Regions from separate parts of the Mus musculus genome. Here region 2 is linked to region 1. The links are chromatin loops, found by intact Hi-C in ENCODE. Cell type or tissue: gastrocnemius. All regions are shown on one strand. Each heading gives the region's core, and the rest is flanking DNA. Links, peaks and the distances in the headings are about the cores only. Region 1 overlaps Srd5a2 (steroid 5 alpha-reductase 2). Region 2 overlaps Xdh (xanthine dehydrogenase).

Region 1 (11,553 bases), core at 1-8,000:
TGACTGCATGCTGCGCCAGCTCAGGAAGCCCGGAGAGGTCATCTACAGGATCCCACAAGGTAAGGCCTCCCAGTGGAGCCCGTCCCAGTGATTAACAAAGGGGGTGGGTCTGTGGCAGCACAGCCATGCACTGGATACACTTTGGCTGCTGTCTGTCCTTCTATGGAACCCAAGAAAGCTCCAAGAGGGCTGAGGCTGTCGCTGAGTCGGTGGAGTGCTTGCCTAGCATGCTTAAAGCCCTGTGTTCCATCTCCAGGAACAGTTAACTCCAGGCATGGTGCACATGTCTATGACCCCAACACTTAGGAGGGGAGGTAGGAAGATCAGGGGTTCAAGGTTAGTTCAGGGTTAGCCTTGTTACAGACACACACACACACACACACATACACACACTCACAGAGACAGAGACAGAGACCAAGAACTACAAGAGACTTCCCTCCCACCCAAGGAAAGAAGATCATAGCGCCCTCAAGGTGACAGAGGGCACCAGGCTTGCATATAAGCAATGGGGAATAGGTTACAGCCTAGGACTTAAGCCTGTCCGTTTACCTCCCTGTGTTAACAGCAAAGCTGAGGGTTTCATTGTTATGTGAGCATCACAGCCTTCTTACACAAACCTGCACAGGCAGCCTCTAGCACACCTAGGTTATAGAGTGCAGCCTATTCTGAAATTTTTGAATTACAAAAAACAGTCTTGCTAAAATCTAAAAGGCAAACTGATCTCAGCCGAGGCCTATATATGATTCCAGTCATCAACATTGTGTATTTTACCTTCCTGCCTACTGGGAGTTTCCCAGAGCAGCATGGGGTTGTCTTACGGTTCACTTTTTTTCTAAGTAGAAGAATTATGTTGTAACAATGACTGGCATAATATACCATAACACAGACACTTAATATAACTCTGTAATAATCAGAGATTAAACACTATATGCAATCATATGCTGTACTTTCTCCCTTAAAATTATTTTTTAAATTATGAATTTTGTCTTGCATGTATGTAGGTGCTTGCACGTATCCACACGAAGTTTGAAGTCAGGTGTCGCCTTCAGTTTCACTTTTACCTTCTTTTGTTGATGTAGTCTCCCCCTGAACCTAGCACTTGCTGATCCAGCCAGGTGGCCACAGAGCCCCCAGGATCCCCCTGTTCCTGCTTCCTCAGCACTGTGAATATAGGCATGCACCGCTGTGCCTGGCTTTAATGTGGGTACCGGGGATTGAACTCTTGTGTCCTTAGGCATGGTAATGACTGGGCCTGGGCTTTCACACCATGGACACCATGTGGTGCTGACGCTGTGATGGCTGTGGTGTTCCTCAGTGGCGAATGTTCAAGGTCTGTTACAGTCTAAGTGGCTCGCCATGGTGTGTACAGTCTGCTGTTGACGGACATGCTACATGCAGCACACGACTGTGCCGCTTTGGGGATCCAGAAAACTTGCAACTGTACCTAGTCCCAAGAAGGTAGGAGTGTGAGTCTGACCAATAACATTTGGCAAAGAATCAGACCAGGTGACTGACACACCAAGTGGACAGTGGTTCCCATCCTTCCTTCTGGATGTAAACAGAGACCTTGCTTGCAGTAAAGGTGATCTGGATTATTTGATGTTGGTGTAGACTGACAACTACTGATTAATACTGACAAAGCTTTTGTGATTAGTGGGTAATTATTATCGACTCCTTGGCATCTGAAGAACTAAGTTAGACCGTTCGTGATGTTCATGGCTAATCAGACCCTTTGCAATAGACAAGGGTCCTTCACACAGTCAAAGGTGTCATGGGCAGAACGGTAGGGGAACAGTGTTATCTTTAAAAAAAAAGCAATAGAAAGAAGCTCGCTCCTTGTGCCAGCTTGCGCACAGCTGGGACAAAGTTACTGGACAGAGTGACGTCAGCTCACAGCGTCCAAGTGAGGAAGCTTAGGCGAGGGAGCCTTGTCGTACTAGGGGAGTTCTTGTCATTGGTGGCAGGAACATGGAGTGACTTGCTTCAATCTCCATAGCAGCTAGGAGAGTGGAGAACTTGGGCAGGAACCAGGCTGTCTTTCTCTTTCTATAGTCCATACCTGATAGCCTTCCACCTGCCAGCAAGGGCCCATGGCTGAAAGGTTCTATACCCCTCTGAAACATTTCACCAGCTGGGGACAAAGTGTCCACAAGAATCTGAGGGCAGCACTCACATTCCAACCACAGCAACACTTTAAAACTTCGGCTTAATAATTACGTAAAGATAAGCAGAGACAGTTCTTACAAAACCAGACTGCCAAGGGTTTTAACCGAGTTATGAGACCGAGATAGAATGACTTAAAAGCACAATGTAATGTAATTATAGAAGGAGAAAAGCTGTTTTGGTCACAGCTTTCCTAGTTTAATATGGCTCATAAAGTTTGAGTGTGGGTATATTGGATGTCATTGGACATAGCTTGGTTTTTAGATAGTTCTGAGAGAGGAAATATCTTGTGGGGTAACTTAGCAGCAGCTGAGTTTTCCCAAGCCAAATATTCACTGCTTTCAACTTGAACAGTGTATAGTGTAGGGGGCCGGGTAGTGGACAATCAGAGGGTCAGACAAGAATCACATCACTCACACATGTTAAGTCTCACTTTGTGGGGCTGGAATGCACCATTAGTGGTTGGCATTTGACCTTGCCAGGAAAGTCTTAGGAAGAAGCTGCCTGAAGAAGTCCTTTCATGAAACGAGACAAAAAGCAGGTCTTCGGCACCTCTTGCTTGTCTTGCTTGAAGCTGGTGGTCCCTTGTAAAGAAACGGGCAGGAAGCCCCTCAGGGAGATAGGGCCACTCCTCAGGATTCCAGAACATTCTCCAGACAAGGGGCTAGTTTCCCTGCGTCTCTGCAAAGCTTCCTCTGAATGCTGGCTTTACGTTCCTTTGCCTGTCTTTGTGCATTTTGGAATGAGACACAGGGATGCAGTGTCACGGTAACGCTGTTCTGAGTGCTGTCTTTTTTTGATTCTTCTGCACACAGGTGGCTTGTTTACGTATGTGTCTGGAGCCAATTTCCTGGGCGAGATTATTGAATGGATGGGCTACGCTTTGGCCACTTGGTCTGTTCCAGCCTTTGCTTTTGCATTTTTCACACTTTGTTTCCTGGGGATGCAAGCTTTTTACCACCACAGGTAAACCTTTAACAGAGAGGTCTGTCTTAGTTTTGTTTCCTGTTGATCTGATAGTGTTTTACAACGAAACAACGTAAGAAAGAAAGGGCCCGTTTGGCTCCATCTTCCGGGCTATGCACGTCAAGGTGGCTGGAACTTGAAGCAGCCGGTCACATTGCCTTTATAGTCAAAAGTAGAAAGCAAAACAAATCAATGCATACATACCATATATGCTCTGTTTGCCCCTCTTCATTTAGACAGTCCAGGGTCCCTCACGAGGGAAATAAGCCTTGCCAAAATTAAGACGGGTCTTCCTACATCAATGGACTTAATCAGGACAACCCTTCACAGGAATTTCTCTGAGGCTATCCTTAATAGAAACAGTCCCTCACAGGTGTGACCAGACTACCCCCTAAGGGTCAGGTTGACAGTTAATAGTGTCACAAGGTCGTTGCATCTACATAGAAGTATTCGTCTCCAAATAAGATTTATTACCACCTGGCTGGAAACTTCAGATAGTGGGTTAAGAGGTGAAAGAAATGTCACGTTTCAGTTCAATTCTCTTCCACTGTATTTCTTGATGTGTCTGTTCTCCAGGGATGAGACCATTGCCAGCCATCACCAAGCAAGGAAAGCAGATGAGCTCCGAGTGCTCCATCTGCTGGTACATGTTGGAACTGCAGGCAGTTAAGGTCCCATTATGCCACACCCCTACCCTCACCCCACCCCCTTGGAGGGTTGGTCTAACAAATCGTTAATCCAGGGGTAGAGAGGGGCTAGGGATCATTGAAACCCTGTCCCTCTCAAGGTAGGAGGTGATAGGACGTCACCTGCTTACTTTCAAGTAACTTTTATAGAAAGATGAATGCCTAGAGACCAAGAAGGAACACATGGATTAAAGGACTGAGCTGAGCGCATCTTAATCTTTCTCCTTGGTGTTTCTGCCTCGCCTCAGTGTTTTTGTCTGGCTAATGATTTTTCTAATAGCTTTTAGGATTAAATGAGGCACAAGCTCCTTTTGAATAGAAACTGAGGCCAGTTTGGAAATAGGCAAAGCAGCAGTTTCTCCTGTGACCTAATCCTACAACTTCCTGTCTCGAAAGGGACAGGGTTTCAAGGTTCACAGCCTTTGAGAGACATGGCAACAGCCCACTTCAGGAGAACCTGCTGTCCATCAGAGGCAGTAAACGAATGACAGAAGTCGGGGCATTGCCTGGTACATGGAGCGTCTCTGAAGAGCATAGACAGAGTTCTCCGTCAATATTTCCACCAGGAGTTTCCAGCTGGTGCAATGTCAAAATCAAATTGAGGCTGTCTGGTTATATTCCTCCCGGAGGGAGAGCCAGGGGTGTCTCTTTTACTAGGACTAAGAGGGCTTTGTGACGGTGCTCCTGAAGCAATGGCAGGCGTTGGCGGGGGAGATGGAGCACACAGGGTCTTTTCAAACCAAAGCAGGGCAGACCGGGCTCTTCTGGCACGCGTGATCACTTTTGTCTTCCAGTTCAAACCCAAAGCACTTTAGCAGAGTGCATTTTGTCTTTATTATGCCTCGAGGGCCATTAGTTTCAACCAGTTAAGAGGACAACTTGGTCAGCATTAATTTCCTCAGGCTGTCACAGGAAAGGACCTCAGCTGCATGGCTTAGAGCAAGGGGAAAAATATCTATCTTCTCAGAATTCTGGAGACCAGAGGTTTGGCCTTAAGGGATAGGCAGGGCTGTGCTCTCTGGAATGGCTTGCTTCCTTGCTTCTTTCTGTTCAGTTCTGGTGGAGACTCACTGTTCTTAGTTCTCCATGGCTGGGGTAGACTCATTCCAATCTCTACCAGTGTTCCTGTGACCTTCTCATCCTATATCTCCTTCATGTCTCTTTGCAGATCTGTGGGATTAAGGGTCCATCCTGCATCAGTATGAGCTATTCCAATTCATTACATATGCCATGACTGTTGGTCCAAAATAAGACTGTATCTTCAGGCATTGGGAGCTAGGACTGCAACCTACCTTTTAGAGGGCAAAATGAGATCCATAGTAGTAGTTGCATCCCCAAACTCCTGGAAGGGATATTTTCAAGAGATGCTGCCGATTCTCTGAAGTTAACGTTGTCCATGCTTTTTGTAAATTTTATTTGTTGTAAGCAGGTGTCTAGTTAGACACAATAATGAGCCTCGTGGCATTTTCATAATTTATAATGTGTTTTTACTATATGCATCTTTTATTTCTATTTTGTTTTCCTCTTGCTCTTACATGTTTTTATCTTATTTTCAAAGGTATACTTTAATTTACGTGGTGTGTGTGTGTGTGTTTGTATGCATATGTGTGTGTGGACACTCAGAAGACGGCATCAGATACTGGAGCTGAGTAATTCGGCAAGGATTTACAAACCTCTGGACATGTGTGCTGGGAACCAAATTCCGGGTTCTCTAGAAGTGCAACAAGTGCTTTTGACTGCTGAGCCCTCCTGTTAGCCCTACTGACTTACCTTTCATGACGAAGGGAGCCTCATTAGAGTTGGTTACAGGGTCCTTGGTAAGGAATTATTTACAAGAGCATGGTGTCCTTACTGGTGGCCACACCACCGAAGGAAGAAAACATCTCTCCCTCCCCAGCAACTATTAGCTGCCTACAGATCCTCAGGGAGGTGTTGGCCCTGTGAACTCCTTCCTTCTAGCTATGATCACCTGCCTGTAGGTCCTAGGGGGAGGGTCTCAGCAGGACAGTGACAGGTTTTATGTGACAGGTTTAATCTTGTGCAGGTTTTATGTGCAGGTAGACTCAGGAGTGCGGATGGTGATGTCATGTTCTATAGCCGGCTGTCTACTTCACTCCATTCCGTCTCTCACATCCCTCCTGTCCCAGTTCCTGTGGTGCTCCAGAGCCTTGGAGAGGGTGATCCACTCATGGCTGGGCGCTTAGCAGTTCCTGATTCTCAGTCCTGTGACTCATTATGAGTCTTTGCCCTTATTGCTGCCCATTGCCAAAAGGAGCTTCTCTGGGCAAAGCTGACAGTAGCCCTGATCTGTGTGTATAAACAGAGTCATTAGACAGAGCTTTGATGGGCACAGCTTCTCTATTTAGCAAAAACAGTTGCAGTAACTTCCCCACTCAGGCTGTGACCTTCCCAGCTATGGGTTTTTGCACCGGTTTTTAGAGTTCCAGATGTGGGTCTCCTCCTATCGAGCAGGCCTCAGGTCCACCCGGAGAGTATTGGATATCTTCATTACTGACTTGCTACTATTACACCAGTTGGCCAAAGTTTTTGGGAGGCTTTGGCTTCCTGTAGTTTTCAGCAAAGTGAGCTCAAAGGAGTACTTTCTTCTTGTGTATTAGAAAATCTGGTGAAATGTACATATCATAAAATCTACCACTTTAACAGTTTTTAAATGTAAACTTGAGTGTTAGCAAGTATGTTTGTAAAATTGTATAACCGTCACCTCTGGATATAGTTTTGTATTTATCTGCACACAAATTACCAACATTGACAAGGAACAGAATGGGGGAAGTGGGTGGATGATGGGCTCATGGTCCTCAGGAATGATCAGCTGCTAAGTAACTGGGCTGACTCATGTTGGTTATGTAACTCAACTGTTGGTCACTACTCTGTTGCCCTTATAATGATCCCTTCCTTTCTTCTCAGGTTCTACCTCAAGATGTTTAAGGATTACCCCAAATCTAGGAAAGCCCTCATTCCATTCATCTTTTAAAGAACCCTAACTTTAAGGAACAAAGCTTCTATGGAGAAACTGCCCAGCTGCTGAAACTATAAACTGTAAACTATAACTGAACAGTGTCTTGCTCGCATATATATATTTGATGATGTATGTGTTAATAGGTCTCCTGTGATTCCAGTTGCTTGAGGCATGCACAGTCATGCCTGTTCAGCCTATACTCCTGTCTGCCCAGAGAGCTCTAACCTAATTTCCTTTCGGAGACTCATAGGGGCCATTTTATTCTTAGCTATCCCATCTAGAAGCTTCCCTGTTCTCTATTTTTTTTTCCAATGTCAGATCTGAAGATAGGACTTTTTTCTTATTCTTTGTCACTTTGGGGGAAGTTCTGCAGTCAAAACCTTTGGGCTGACAAAATGAAAAATGAAATGATAACATTTGCAGGAAAGTGGGAAGAACTGGAAATTATTATATTAAGCAACCTAACCCTGACTCAGAAAGACAAATACTGCATGATTTTTTTCATATGCAGGTTCTAGATTTTAATATATACATATATATACCTGCATCTGTTCATATGTGTATGTTGAGGGTCATATAGTTCATTGATTTAGAAAGGAGATCATTAGAAGGGGAAAAGAGGTCTTGAGGAGAAGGAAGAAGAGGGAAATAAACTGTGTCGCATGAAAGCAGAGAGGGAGGAAGGGAAGCAGCAGGAGAAATGTAGGTGAGCAGGGGAGGAGGATTGGCAAAAATAAAGTATGCATGAAAATGCCATAATAAAACCAATTACTTTGTATGTTTGTTTTAAACAACCAACCAGCCTGCCAGCCAACCAACTTATCAACTAACTAACTAATCAATCAACAAGCCAACCAACCAACTAATCAACCAGCCAGCCAACCAACTCATCAACTAACTAATCAATCAACAAGCCAACCAACCAACCAATCAATCAACCAACTAATCAACCAGCCAACCAACCAACCAACCAACCAACCAAAAATGAATGTCTGGGCTGAGGGCAGTGCTTAAAGAAGTAATTAAAAGCATACCTTTTGTATGCCCGCAGAGTGGCAAAGATTTACAAGTTTAAGCACCATAGACCCCAGAGCATGCTTAAATGAAAGACTGGTCCCAGCTTCCTCTGCATTAGTTAATTAGGAATATATATATATACATATATATATACATACATATATATATATATATATATATATATATATATATATATATATATAAGCTTTAATAATGGAGTTCCCCTTTTGGACCTAAGTCCAAATGTACAGCGTCTCAGCCAGTGATCATCGGGTATTCTAGGAGGTTTCATAGTGATCACCGGGTATTCTAGGAGCTACCATAACTTCATTCACAACACTGCTATGGATTTTCTTGATTGTCAGGTTTTATGGAACACAAAGAAAAAGATACAGCCATGAGTGGCCCCTGAGAGAATAAAGAATTGTGTTGCAACAGACAGTGTGAACACCTATCAGAAACACTTCTAAGTATGAGAAGTTCATGTGTAAGGCACTAGACCGTTCAAGTTGAAGAGCTGTTTGCGATGATGTGAAGGGTAACAGAAGCTCTGAGCAAGTTTCTTCTGGAATTTCTTCCTTATGATCCTTGAGACATATTTTAGAAGATGTGTCCCAGTGGTAGGTTGAACATCAGCTCTCAGTCCCAATGGCAGATGCAAGATCTGCATGATCTGTCCAGATAGATGCTCGTCTGGGTAGAAAACCCCTTTCATCCAGTTCAGACAGGTTTCACATTTAGTTTTATTTTACTTTATCTTACACTTCAAGTTTCAAATTGTAAAAATTAGGAGGTTTCTACATAAACCGAAGCCCTGGTGTTCTTTTAAAATGGTTACTCTCCATCTTTCTAACAGGGAGCTCCTCAGGTTGTGGTGATTCCAACCATAAAATTACCTTTGCTGCTACTTCAGAACTGTAATGTTGCTACTATTATGAATCATAAAGTAAATATCTGTGTTTTCCAATGGCCTTAGGTAGCCCCTTGGGAAAATGTCATATGCCACCCAAAGGGGTCATGACCCACAGGTTGAGAACCCAGGCTTTTAAAAGTTGGAAGGAGAGGCATAAGAGACAGAAGATAATGGGAGGGTGAATATAATCAAAGTATTATACCCAAATCAGAAGGTTTAGTGAGATGATGAATGTATGTCACTGGTTCTCCACCTTCCTAATGCTGTGACCCTTTAATCCAGTTCCTCATATTCTGGTGACCCCCCCCCCCCCAAACCATAAAAGCATTTTGTTGTTACTTCATGGCTGTAATTTGGCTATTGTTAAAAATTGTAATGTAAATACCTTATCTGCAGGAAATATGATATCTGACCACCAAAAGGGTCGAGAGCCCCAGGCTGAGAACTGCTGGTATATGCTGACCTCAGCATTCTAAGCCTGGTTCCTGTGTGAGCGAGCCTGAGGACTGGGTAGTACATGAACACTTAGGTGTACAGCCTCCGGGGAAGGGATGGCTTCCGCAAAGAGGCTGCAATGCGGGTTCTGTGAGGGAGGGACTGAGCACTCGGAATCAGAGTGGTTGAATACTTATCTCCTCTGCCCCAGGTGGGTGGGTGGGTTCAACACCATTTGCAAACATGCTTGAGAAACCGATCTCCAGTTTTATTATTTGGTCCATAAACCGACTGTTAGTTGACACAGGGGTCATAAGAGGTCTAAAGTAGGATACATAATGAAGACCCAGACTATTGTGTTACAAGCAAGTGCTCCTCCTTGTTTGCCAAATGCCTCTCGAGTCATGACCACCACCATTGCTTGAATAAAAAACGACCCAGATCTTCTGTGGCATTTACAATGTATCTATTGAGTGGTGTCTTTTTAACCCCCCCTTTCCTCCCTCCATCTTAGTTTCTGGTCTTGCTGTTTTCTTTCTTGTTATCTTCATTTTGCCAGTCTGCAATTAGGGTCTGTGAACAGGGAATAATGGATGACTGGCAGCTTCGAAATTACAGTTCAGAATCCCAGGAGGTATAAGGAAGGTGCGGGACGACACACCAAGGTCGGTTGTGTCCCACACGATTTCAGTGATACCCAGAAGGAAGAATACAGTGTCAAGGAGCCTTTACTAAAACAAATAACTGGGAAAAATCATTTTATAGAGAGAAAAGGTTTAATTTTGTCCAGGAACGTTTGGTCCAATTGCTTTGGGTCTGTAGCAGGCAGCACATTGTGGTGGGGGTATAGAGTGGAACATGTTAAACACATATGTTTACCTCCTAGCCAAGAGAGGGAGGAGGAAGGGAGGAGAGACAGCCAGAGTCCCTCTTTGAGGGCATGCCTCCTCTCTTCAGTGACCCAAAGACATCCCACTAGGCCCCACCTACAAAGTTCTCCCACCTCCCACTGGTGCCAAGCTGAGAACTAAACCTAAGGTTTAGTTCTTTGGGGAACTCTCAAGCCTTTGGGGAACTCTCAAGATGTAGACTAGTTAAGCTGTCACACACGTGGTGAATTCTCCTGAAAGGAAAGATTTTTAGGGCTCTCTGTGATTGAAAATGACTTTCCTCATATCCTTTCTTTTAGAGCTGGAGATGAAGCTCATTAGACTGCTTGCCTACTGTGTGTGAGACCCTGGGTCCCACATGCAGCACAAGGTAGTGTTTATACCAAAATATTGAAATTGTCCCATGCATCCTATCAGACCACCATGGACTAAGGCTGATCTTCAATAACAACATAAATAAAGGAAAGCCAACTCTCACGTGGAAACTGAATAACACTCTTCTCAATGATACCTTGGTCAAGGATGGAATAAAGAAAGAAATTAGAGACTTTTTAGAGTTTAATGAAAATGAAGCCACAACATACCCAAACCTATGGGACACAATGAAGGCATTTCTAAGAGGGAAACTCATAGCTCTGAGTACCTCCAAGAAGAAACTGGAGAGAGCACACACGAGCAGCTTGACAACACATCTAAAAGCTCTAGAAAAAAAGGAAGAAAATTCACCCAAGAGGAGTAGATAGCAGGAAATAATCAAACTCAGGGGTGAAATCAACCAAGTGGAAACAAGAAGAACTATTCAAAGAATTAACCAAAGGAGGAGTTGGTTCCTTGAGAAAATCAACAAGATAGATAAACCCTTAGCTAGACTCACTAGAGGGCACAGAGACAAAATCCTAATTAACAAAATCAGAAATGAAAAAGGAGACATAACAACAGATCCTGAAGAAATCCAAAACACCATCAGATCCTTCTACAAAAGGCTATACTCAACAAAACTGGAAAACCTGGATGAAATGGACAAATTTCTGGACAGATACCAGGTACCAAAGTTAAATCAGGATCAAATTAAAGATCTAAACAGTCCCATATCCCCTAAAGAAATTGAAGCAGTTATTAATAGTCTCCCAGCCAAAAAAAGCCCAGGACCAGATGGGTTTAGTTCTATCAGACCTTCAAAGAAGATCTAATTCCAGTTCTGCACAAACTATTTCACAAAATAGAAGTAGAAGGTACTCTACCCAACTCATTTTATGAAGCCACAATTACTCTGATACCTAAACCACAGAAAGATCCAACAAAGATAGAGAACTTCAGACCAATTTCTCTTATGAATATCGATGTAAAAATCCTCAATAAAATTCTCGCTAACCAAATCCAAGAACACATTAAAGCAATCATCCATCCTGACCAAGTAGGTTTTATTCCAGGGATGCAGGGATGGTTTAATATATGAAAATCCATCAATGTAATCCATTATATAAACAAACTCAAAGACAAAAACCA
Region 2 (11,553 bases), core at 1,473-9,472, 78 kb after region 1:
GGATGAAGAAAGTAAGGGCAATTGGTGAGTAGTAAGAAGCCAGAGCTAGCAGGCAATCTGAGTGAGCACAGGCAGATTGAGTAAGTTCAGATTCATTTCCTTCTTCAAGATGTTCTAGGCATTGGGCCAGAGAGATTGTGCAAAGAAATTACCAAACGAGCGGTAGAAAGATGGCAGCTGGTTCTCCTCAGGGCACCTCTTCCTTTCCTTGTTTTCTACACTGCATGGTTCTGTCTGCACCAGTGGGCTTAGAGAGGGCTCAGGTATGAGACACCAAGTGCCTGTGGAATCTTCTGGGAGTGACCTGGACCTTAGTGACCTGTCCTCTTCTGGAGTCAGTACTAAAGGGAGAGCGTTGCTCAATATTTCACCAGCATTGTGGGTGATGTCCTCTTAAGGGGCCAGGATTCTAGTTTTACTGAGAGGGATGCAAGAGAAATCCCTACAGGAAGAGGACATAGCTGGAGGCATGCAGCTTTATTCTTTCACTGGATAATTATAATTTTAATGTTATAGATTTAATGTATATAGTATGTTATCATCCTTTAGGACTGTCTTCCTTTTTTCTATCCTTCATCCTTCTTTCCTTTCTTCCTTCCTTTTTATTATTTATTTATTTGAGACAGGGTCTTACTATGTAGACCAGGCTGGCCTCGAACTCACAGAGACTGGCCTGCCTCTGAACCTTGAGTGCTGTGACTAACAGCATGCACCACCACAATACAACACAATACCCAACAATCATTTTATTTTTAAAGTTCAAATTTTCAGAGCAATCTACTCACTCATTTTCTTTGAGTTCTATGTATTTATTCTCTCTCTGTCTCTCTCTCTCTGTCTCTGTCTCTCTCTCTCTGTCTCTCTCTGTCTCTGTCTCTCTCTGTGTGTGTATGAGAGAGAGGGGGAGGGAGAGAGAGTGAGAGAAGATATTAATTGAACTCAGCTTAGGTTATCAAGCTTGATGGCAGACACCTTTATCCACTGAGCCATGTTGCTGGCCCATCAAGGCTGGCCCATGTTACTTGCCCTGCAGTGTGTTCCTTTTATATCCCAGGCACCACAATACCTGGCAGAATCAATTAAAGGGAGGAAGGAAGGAAGGAAGGATTTGTTTCGGCTCATGGTTTCACTGGAGTTAGTCCACAAATAGGCCTCGTAACTTGAGCAGACGATTACGGTAAATAGAGGGAAGGGGTCATTATCCACAATATGACAGAAGAGGAGATGGAGAGAAGGAAGTGCCAGAGTTTGGGTATAGCCCCCAAAGCCTCCCCACAACCCCATGACCTACTTTCACCTCAGCTCCTAAAGGTTTTACAACCACCCTGTCAGCTAGGTAGCAAGTGCTGCAAATATGGCCTTGGAGGGAATATTTCAGATTCACACTGGGATGCCTGCCAAGTGTTTTCCCTCTGGGCTTTCTGTGGAGACTATTCCGTGGGGCACACCGTGGGAAGCTCGTGAGACACAGCTCCAACGTAGCATGGCTGTTCTGTGTAGATATTCAAGAGAAGGTAGCGAGGTAGAAAGCCTTGGGTAGGGCAGCATATGAAGTCTCCCAAGAAGTCAATATGTCTGAGAGAGAGAGAGAGAGAGAGAGAGAGAGAGAGAGAGAGAGAGAGAGAGAGAGAGAGAGAGAGAGAGATATGCTCAAGGTACGGGACTAGGAGATATGAGATGGATTTTAACTTCAATCAGACAGACTTGCTGGGGAAGTAGGAGGCAGGATGGCTAAAAGTGAAGACATGTTTAAAGGGGTCTTCAGAGACACTGAGGAACTTACCTTGAATTTGTAGGTGGTCCCAGCAGGCAGTGTGTGTGTGTGTGTGTGTGTGTGTGTGTGTGTGTGTGTGTGTGTGTGTCTAGTGTGATGTACTATAAAGGAGAAGGAGAAACAAGGCGAGAAATGGCACACTAAGGTCACTGATGCCAACCAGGAGGGTGATAAATGTCATTTTGGGTCATTTTTATTTGCCTGTGTGACTTCTCCTAGAAAAGAAGCTTTGCCTTAATAACCAGGATATTGAGCAAGCTGGAATCCTGGGGTGTTATCATAAAAGGAAACTAATTAAAGAAAACATTAATTTTAAACTTAAATTAAAAATTATACGAGTATGTTGTATGATTGTATATGTTGTATGTTGATCATATTACTCATATACTCCACTTCCTCCCCTCCCCCTCCCGTTTGTTCTCTTTCTTCCTACATAGTTTCACTTGTACCATCATGTCATATACATACATGTCTATATAAAGATAGATCCCAAATGAGAGAAAAATGTAATATTTGTCTAAGGATTATACTTTCTATCTTGCACGTTTTCTTTAAATATTATTGAAGGGGAAGTTCTACAAGTTTCAGGAATGTATTATTTGGAGTCAATACAAAAATACTAATATTGGGGCAAGGAAGGTGATGTAGTAGCTAAGAACACTAGCTCTGCAGGCATAAGAAACTGAATCTGAATCCCCAGCTTCCATACAAAAAGCCAGGAAGGGCTGCACATGCCAACATTGGTGGTTGGAGACAGGCAGGTCCCAAGAGCTCATGGACCAGTCAGCCTAACCTATACAGTGAGCTTCTGGTTCAGTGAGAGACCTTGCCTAAGGCTAGTAAGACTGAGAGAGCTATCTATCTATCTATCTATCTATCTATCTATCTATCTATCTATCCCTGTGTGTATGCATGTGTGTGTATGTATGTATGTATGTATGTACCCATACACTCACATACATGAACTACATACATATATACAACACACTACACAACACACACATGCACATGCACCATTTTGTTTTCTAGCAAAGTTTCCCCAAACAGTCTGAACCTAGAATGATTCATGAGATAGCAAGAAGGATCTCACTTAACTGGCTCTATTATAAGGTGCCATTTCAACTGTTTAGGGCTAATTCTTTTGATGGTTTCAAGGATTCTTCAGGAGCTATGGCAGGAAGTGTTTGCTCATGTATCCCATGACATGTGTGATGTGCATTTCTTATGCCCTCTGCTTTATCTCAGCCCCCAACATGAAGGGTCCATTGTACAAAGAATACTTCTATTATCTGCTCTGTCACTCCCTTTAGGTAACCTTACTGAGACTGACTTAAATACACGAAAGCCAACCCTATCCACATCATGTATGGTCTGTAGTATGTCCACTGCTAACAAAATTCTTGAACCGATTAAAATCTGGGAATGTGAACCAATATTTCCACTTTGTCCATTTAAACTTAAGTAAGAGTTTAAACACATGATTTCTAGTTAGCAACACTATGCTGGGTCTACCTTTAGTTATGGTACGGCAGACCACTATATGTCCTATACTGTCCAGAACCTGCAGGAATGCGTGTCTTGAAAGGTGACATATCAAGAAGGAGAACCAGGGTTCTAGGTGGGACAAAGATGTCTCTTACAGGCTGGTGACTCGTGCCAAGCAGAATTCTTAAGAAGTACAGCGTCATATGTTCTATTTGCAGAGGGGAAAAACGGTCAGAGTCAGCAGAACTAAGTCAGACAATCTTGGCAAAGAGAACCTAGGGTCCTGCAGACACAGCTGCCTTAGGACTGATAACCACAGCTCAGGGGGAAGAGCCTGGTCCCCAGGGGGAAGAGCCTGGACCCCAGAAGCTGCCACCTTGACTCTTCTGAGGATATACAGGCTCCATCCCTAGACTGGCCTTGCCAAGCCCACTTGGACAAGGGCATAGAATTAAAGTTCCTGTTGTTCTTTCATCGGGGCCTCTGAGAAAGTCTTGGGTTGGTCTGGCCCCTGGCACGACTGTGAAGGAGGAGTGGCGGATTTATGTATGGTACAAAGGGTATCCCTTCTTTTAGTTTGAGGTGTGAGGCAGATGTTTCTTTTCCTTTCACTAGAAGAAACTCTAGGACCAATACATAGCACAGTTCTCTTAAAAGATCTCTTATTACAAATTCTCTGCCTTTAAATATGGGGAGTAGTGAAATGGCCCCTCCTGGATCTTCTTTGAAGGTTTACATCTGGAGAGAGCATCTCACATTGGCCTTTTCTACCTTACTGAACACATGGATGGGTTTTTGTGTTGAGATTGCTCTTCCATGCTAGCGTGCTCATGTTGCTACTGTGTAGCTTGTTGCATACCACACTTTGCTATGAGCATGGACTACGTATGCAACTGTCTCTCATCACACACAGAATCTGAGCAGGCATACACATGGATGCAAAGTTAGAGTCTGCATGCTGACAGCTCCAACTCTGGAGTGGGTGGCTGGGAAGAGGCAGGAGAAATGAGGCGATATGTTTGACTTAGAAGATGCTCTTAGCAGCATAGACCCCAAGCTTCTGTGGTGTGTCCAGGTGGAATTCTAGGACCCGAGGGCACGATTGTGTTTTACAGCTCATGTGTTCATTTTTTTATGGGATTGAGAAAGAGAAATGCCTTGATTGTCATGGTCTATCTATTCTGTGCCCATTAACTCTACAGATTTTGGGTTGAGAGATGAAAGGGAGGAAACCAACTGCAAAAGAATGGAAAGGTGATTCTTTGATGTATTTTCTTGGTAGGTGGTGGAGAAAAATGCAGACCCTGAAACAACACTTCTGGTCTACCTTAGAAGAAAGTGTATCCTGACTCTTCAATGGAAATGAGGGTGAGGGGACCATAGGGCTATTCTCTGAAGCTTAAGTAATTTCCAAGTGGCCTCGAAGAAGTCTACACAGCTGTGGCACTCAATATAACTGAGAATCCTTGGGTGATCCTAGGCTCCCTAGATTGTAAACTCTCAGTCCTCAAATGAGAGGCTGTTCATGGTTTTCTTTCAGACTTCTTCAGCAAAGAGTCTAGTAATTGAAGGATTTTCTGTGCCCATGAAAGTCCTCCTCGGCAGCCCCCATGAACTTCATGGTCATTTACTTTAGGAGTAGTGAGCTCTTCTTTAGTTGACATTTGTTTAACACATACAGGATTACCCAGGAACCTCTCTGGCTCAATATAGGTCCAGAGAGACCAGAAGAAGGGTTGCTATTACTTTTTCTTGCACTGTTGAGCATTGAACCTAGGGCCTTTCATATAGTAGGTAAACTCCATATGGTTACTGAGCATTCCCAAACAAGTGTTGTACACTGAGAAAGGATGATTGCAGTGGGTACTGTGTAAGGCATCGAATGCTTAGTGGCAGGCTTTAGAGATATCAAGGGCAGGAGACACTTTAGAGAGGTGGTTCTCAACCTGGGTATCACAACCCCTTTGGAGGGATGACAAATGGCCCTTTCATAGATTGTTGTTTATGAGATATGCTGAATATCAGATAATTACATTATTATTCATAACAGTTTCAAAATTATAGTTATAAAGTAGCAAATAAATAAATAAATAAATAAATAAATAAATAAATAAATAAATAATGGAGGCCACCACAACATGAGGTCACAGCATTAGGAAGGCTGAGAACCACTGCTGTAGAGTTCTGGGCTGCTGCTCTTCATCCATTGTGGGGAAGGCTTCTAAAAGATCTCACACCTTTTGTTCTTTCATGTTATTAAACTATTCTGGGACCCTGGATAAAAAACAACAGAAAATATAGGTGCTGACATTTAATGGACACTTGTCATGTATAGGCAAAGTTCAAAGTAGTTTGCATAGCTGATGTCATGTAATCTTTACAGAAGTTCTGTGGAGGTATAACATCATCTCCCTTGGAGAGGAAGTGAGGCCAGCACTGATTAAATGACCTGCTTTTCACTAAGTATATTATGAGCAAGTTCTGGTAGACCCTGGATGGAAGCTGCAGCAATGCACTTCTCATCCAGGCTGGCAAGTCTCCAGGGCCTGGTGCTCCTCTCAACATCTGTCTATGCTGTCCTTGTCCCTGTCCCAGAGGTGTGAGTGACCCACTTGCTCAGTACTCACAGAAGCGAGCTTGGTATGGGTATATCTGAAGGCTCAGAAGATAGCCCTGGTGAGTCTTTTGTGAGTTGGAAAGAGGACTCTGTTACCAGCCCAACCCCACTAGGAAGTTGTTGATATGAATTCCAGTGTTCTGAGAACAAAGTTCATTTTAGTTCTCTATTAGTTTCAGTTTTATTTCTGACGCCTCAGAGCCGCAGGAACTCCTTATCTCACTGGACAGGCTTAGTAAATCAAAACTCAGATGAAATTTAAAACTGAAAGCTGCCACAGAAAGTATAAAGTCCTCCTCCTTATTGCAGTCTGGGCTGGTAGTTAATTTGTGAGAGCAGGAGAAATATTCCTAGCCTAGGGTTTCTAGAAAGAGGTCAAGGCTAGAAGATAAAGACTAGATCGTACCATATTATCTCTGTCCATACACTTTCTAGGTGTATCAGCTGCAAACAACTATCTATTCCTCGGTTAATGAGAACAAAGAAGAGAACAAAAATTCCTGAGGTCTTGGGAAGCCTCTTTGGCAGAGGAGGAGATGGGTTGCACACAGCTCTGGAGTCAGGAGACTCTTAGTCAGAGGACTATGACACACACAATGACATTTCTGCAGCTCGTGTTACAGTTTAGACCTCAGCTTGTTTGTGCTTTGCATTCAAATTTGCAGAGCAATAGTAGCTCTTGCCTAAGCAAATTGCTGTGGAAATCAAGAGCTTTAAATGTAAGATGCAATATAGTTCTTCTTGTTAATTTTTTCTTGAAAATAGAGGACGAGGCTACCTGCTTGTAATTCTCTGTGTGTCTCCCATCTTCAGAAGAGAAATGGGGGCTTAGGGACTGATAGAAACCCAACAAAGAGGGCTTTATGGCTCAAGAAAGGTGGCCACATGAGTGCTGTGGGTTTGGACTAGCCTACCAGTTAACAAGGTAATAGATTATCTTTCCACAGTATACATAAGAGCTGGGTCCATTCTTGGTTACCGATCTTTTGTTTTTCATGTATATATATATATTATGTGAGATATTCAAAAGCCTGGTTCAGCTTTAATTTTGGTTTCAGGAACATTATCAGGCTGTAGTTTTCAGGGTAAAAAAATCCAAGCCTCAGAATGGCTGAGGAGTGTCACTGCTCACCTCAACACCCCAAATGCTGTCTTTGAGATGCGAGGTCCTCTTGCTCAGACATTGGGAGACCCTGAGCCTGGAGCTTGTATCCTGGATGGTGTTCTGTGGGTACTGACTCATCTGCAGTGGAGCTGATCTGTTCTTACATCTGTATGGTGCAGTTCAGCCTCATGGATTGAGGAGGCCATAGGTCTGCTGCCTCCTGGGTCAAGGGCTTCATTTGTGTTTAAGCTGTGCCTGTGAGGCTCTGTCCAGCTGTTTGTAGAGTCCTTTCTCTGGATCTGTGTCCTTAACAAGAGGCTGCTCAGTGGGGCTGTGCGGGACCAAGCTTGGCTGTGGAGAAGGTGGCTGTGGGGCATGCACCGTGATGATCTCCAAGTATGACCGCCTTCAGAACAAGATCGTGTATCCTTTGCCTGCTGCCTGGTGCTCCATGGGAGGGTAGGATGTGGGATCATCTTGTGAGTGAGTGTGTGAGCATGTGTGTTTCCAAGAAGACTCCAATCATGAACAAAGATCAGAGAATGATGTTTTATAGGGTATCTTTCCTGGCTGATGAATGGGGACCAAGCTGTGGACTACAGATAAAACGACCATTCTATAGTTAAGGCTAACATGGCATCCCATAAAATCCATCCCCAATACTCCATAGTATGTCCATGAGTTCCTCCCCAGTTTCCTTTGCCATCAATGATTCAATACTCCTCAAACTTAACATTATGAACTCATGGCCCAGCCCTACTTATTTCTTGATCATCTTACACACTGTTTCCTGTCCTGTATGTCCTCTCACCCAGGAATTTTCTACCTGGAAATACTGGGCCCCAACAGCATCTCCTCTAAGAAGTGCTGCTTGATCCCCAAGGTTGAGTTAAGTCCTCCTTGTCTATGCAAACATCTTAATGCCCTCTGCACAGCACTCCTGAATCATTAACTGTCAGATTTTTACATCACATCTCTACACCCACTTCTATCTCTTGCATTGACTACAAGCTTTTCCAGGGTAGGGATTTCATGTTATTTAGCCTCACTTCCTCAGCCCCTAGCACAGAGCTGGCATATTTTAAAGAAACTTATGTTGTTTATTTTCATGAAAGAGTGATAACTAAGGGAGAGATACAGGGAAGGGGCTAGAGTTTCATCTCTACTTTTACCCCAGGGAAATGGAGGGATAGAAGGGATGAAAGCAAAAATTATGCTCTAATGCTGAGGACCAGGGAAGGGTCCTGCAGAGAGAGGAGGAGCATGCTTCGAGGTTATAGCCTGCTGGAAAGTTCCTTTCAATGCCCTTTAGAGTTGGGATAAGAGATTGCTTAGAGTACTCTATTTTCCTTTGCTCCAGTTTGAGGCTGGTGTGATTGTAGCTTGCCCACGGAGACTCTAATGAGGCTCAGTCGCAGTTGGAATAGAACCCCCTTTTTTCCTGGCTCAGAGTTTTATATGGAGAGGCAAAGATAACAATAGCAGACACAAACCTAGCACAGAGCAGAGAGACATTCAGAAAGCGCCCAAGTCCTATGAGGCAGTCCCTGCACTGCTCTGATGACCTCAATGGCAATGAAATGGCCTTAATCTGTGGTTCTAGTCATTTTTCCGTCAATGCCTGCTTGACCCCCATCTGCTCCTTGCATCATGTTGCTGTGACAACTGTGGAAGGCATAGGAAACACCAAGAAGCTGCATCCTGTCCAGGTGAGTGGAGTGGTAAACGTGAGGCCAGCACGTTTTACAGGGGAACTTGCACCAAGGCTGCACCTTTGTTAGGAGAAACTTCACAGCCCAAGGAAAAGAAGTTGTTCCAGGGCCCCCTGTGAATGTTTTCTAGATGAACAAGGTAGAGAGAGCAGGTACTCATACCCAAAGCTCCCCCATCCATAGGGACAGGATGATCTAATACTGCATGATGTCCCCTCCCCCCGCCCCCCTCCCCGGAACAGCAGCAACAGCAACAACTCAGCTAAATCTAATATCCAGGGGCATCCTTACCTCAGACCTGGGAAAGCAGGGAAGGACATCTTGTTCTTGAGTATGCTTTGACAAATGACAGTCCTCCAATTCCAGATTTCCATGACTCCTATAATTCCAGTTGTACCACACATCCTCCACTCTTCGAACAATATCAATGTTGAATTACTTTCTTTACACATTGCTTCTGCAACATTCCTGTCAGAAGCAACTGGAGATAAGTAGTCAGGGCCAGCTACCATTGTACCAGCCTCAAAACGGGAACAAAGGAAAACGGGCTACTTTAATATTTACAGTCATAAGGAAGAACTTATTTTAACTCACAGTTTGAGGGTACTCGTTACCATGGTAGGGATGTCATAGTGATCAGAGCTTGAGGCTTCTGGGCACATTGCATCCACAGTTAGGAAGCAGAGAGCAGTGGAATGCTCATATCTGGCTAGCTGTTTTTCTTTTATTCAGTCCTGGATTCAGCCATTTCTCCCACCTTGACTAATCTAGATAAACACTCATGGCTTTGACCAGAGGCAAACTTAATCTAGATAATTCCTCGAGGGACACACCCAGAGGCTTGTTTCCTAAATTACATATCCTATAAAGTTATCAATCAATATTAAATGCCACGCATATGGACTGTCAGACCTTTACTCTCTGGAGAATGAAGATAAGTTAATAGCTAGGGGCTGTATGACTCAGTTGACGAGATTGCTTTCCTAGCACGCATGCAGCTCTGAATTAGATCCCAAGCACCATAGAAACGGGGTACACTGCCTGCTTGAAATTGTAGCCCTTGGAAGGATGCAGGAGAATCAAAAGTTCAAGGTTATTCACAACCTCAGCAACTTCAAGGGCCAAACAAACATACCCATAAATACCTCACTGGGGGTTTTCTCCCTTGTGGAACTAGACCTTGGCATTGGATTGAAGTCAGGAACCATGAGGGGGACCATATTGCAAATCTGGGGGTTTGGAGGGAGAAGTTGGATGCTCTTAGCCCAAACTGAAACAGGTGGAGGCAGAGAACAGCCCCACCCTGGGATAACTGAGGCGCGAGTTCTTTGAAAAATTGCAATCAGAGACGGTTCCAGAGTTAAACCCAGGTCTGAATCCTCTCTTGACCATTTGAAGAGACACGTCTTTCAGGGGGTGACACTTCCTTTGTCTCCAGGCACTAGGGCCTCCGGATGATCAAACAGGTTCTGTTCCACAGGAGGAGCATATGATCCAGTCTGTGGTGTCAGAGCAGGGCGAGAGTGCTGTTGCTTCATCTCTGTTTCTTAGGCAGGAAAAGGGTACACCTCTAAACCTGCCCAACCTGCGAGAAGTGTGAGCTTAATTTGAGCCTGTTGTTTCCTCGGTAGCCAAATGCAGGGGTAGTTTGAACACAGGATTTGTATCCGCCCTCCCAACAACATGAACTCTTACTCTCGGTGTTCTTATTTTATCTCCATATAAGCAGCAGGGTTGATTGTATTCCTAGTGCATTTGATTTTCTTGTTTTCTGGCTTTCCCATGTTTTCATCTCTTACTCTCATTGGCATCATGTGTTGACTCGTTGGCTCCCCACAGACTGCCACAGTATCCAGGTTCTGGCCTCAGCCCTGCCCTTCTCCATTCTTACAATCTCATGGCAGGTACGTTGGAACATCCACTACCTGCAAATGGTACACACTTGCACTTTCAACTTTGACCTCTCCTCAGAAGTTACTCGTTTGCAATTGCCTACTTGATACCACAGCACAAATGTCTAATCTCAGCTGTAGGAAAAACCCATTTTGTCCATAACATCTTCCTTCCTGGGTATTGCTCTATTTAAGCCAATGGCAAAGCAGTCCATTCTTACTTTCCAAGGATCCAGGAGTAATCTTTGATCCCCTCACATACTACACCCTATCCATCCAGAAGTGTGATCCACTCTCTAAACCATCTATGATAGCTCCCCCATCTGTTTAACTCTCACTACTTTGATCCATGTCATTATCTCTTTTTAGCTGGCTATACTATATTCCGAAGACCCATTTCTGTGTTTGTTTTTAGAATGCAATTTCCACCCAGCAGCCCAAAGTGATTTATTTTTTTAAAGCCATGAATCACATCACTGCTGGCTGAAATCTCCTAAGGCTGCCCATCACACAGAGAAGGTTCTGTAGCTTGCCCCAGCTTGTGAGGAGCTGCTTTCCCACCCAAAGTGTTTAGCGTCAGCAGGTTCCGCCCATATTCTCTCAGCTGCTCTGGCACGCCAAGCTCGTGCTGTATCAAGCATTCTTGCTGACAGTTCTCTTTTCTTGATCCTAACTGCGATATTGAAACCAGCCTCGAGATCCTTTCTAGAGTGGTTCAGTCACTCTGGATCATGTAATTGTGCAAATCTTCTGCACAGCGCTGGCCACCACATGGAATTTTTCTTATTCCATTTTTATCAAAATTGCACTATTACAGTCCAGGCTTCATGGAATTTCTCCCCATCTCTCTTCTCTGTTTATATAACCTTTCATGCCTACTGCATACTAGGTTCTTGATCCATGTTCACAAAATGAATGGGTAGACTACAGATACAGATGTTATAACGTCCTGTCAGTTTTACTCAAGT

Evidence for each region. Hi-C counts contacts between places; a loop is a spot of excess contacts. Peaks named below come from ENCODE experiments on the same cell type or tissue, not always from the same donor. Only the 100,000 strongest peaks of a DNase experiment are listed, where the experiment ranks them.
Region 2: a loop joins it to region 1, with 2.6 times the contacts of the local background. A loop is called at or near these places in 6 of 42 quality-filtered maps.

What each region holds. Positions count from the first base shown.
Region 1 is chr17:74,012,960-74,024,512 of GRCm38, reverse strand. It overlaps Srd5a2 (steroid 5 alpha-reductase 2), which reads left to right. Exons shown (of 5, transcript NM_053188.3): 3 at 1-59; 4 at 2,979-3,129; 5 at 6,741-9,622. The coding sequence ends at 6,807. Among named protein-coding and RNA genes, the nearest start is that of Gm24475, 18 kb to the right of the region's middle. In gastrocnemius, for the core only: no CTCF peak of the experiment used is centred there; a DNase peak (open chromatin) is centred at 3,774.
Region 2 is chr17:73,936,893-73,948,445 of GRCm38, reverse strand. It overlaps Xdh (xanthine dehydrogenase), which reads left to right. Exons shown (of 36, transcript NM_011723.3): 2 at 4,542-4,599; 3 at 7,308-7,404; 4 at 8,585-8,690. Among named protein-coding and RNA genes, the nearest start is that of Xdh, 7.5 kb to the left of the region's middle. In gastrocnemius, for the core only: no CTCF peak of the experiment used is centred there; no DNase peak of the experiment used is centred there; H3K4me3 peaks cover 5,016 bases; H3K27ac peaks cover 3,982 bases.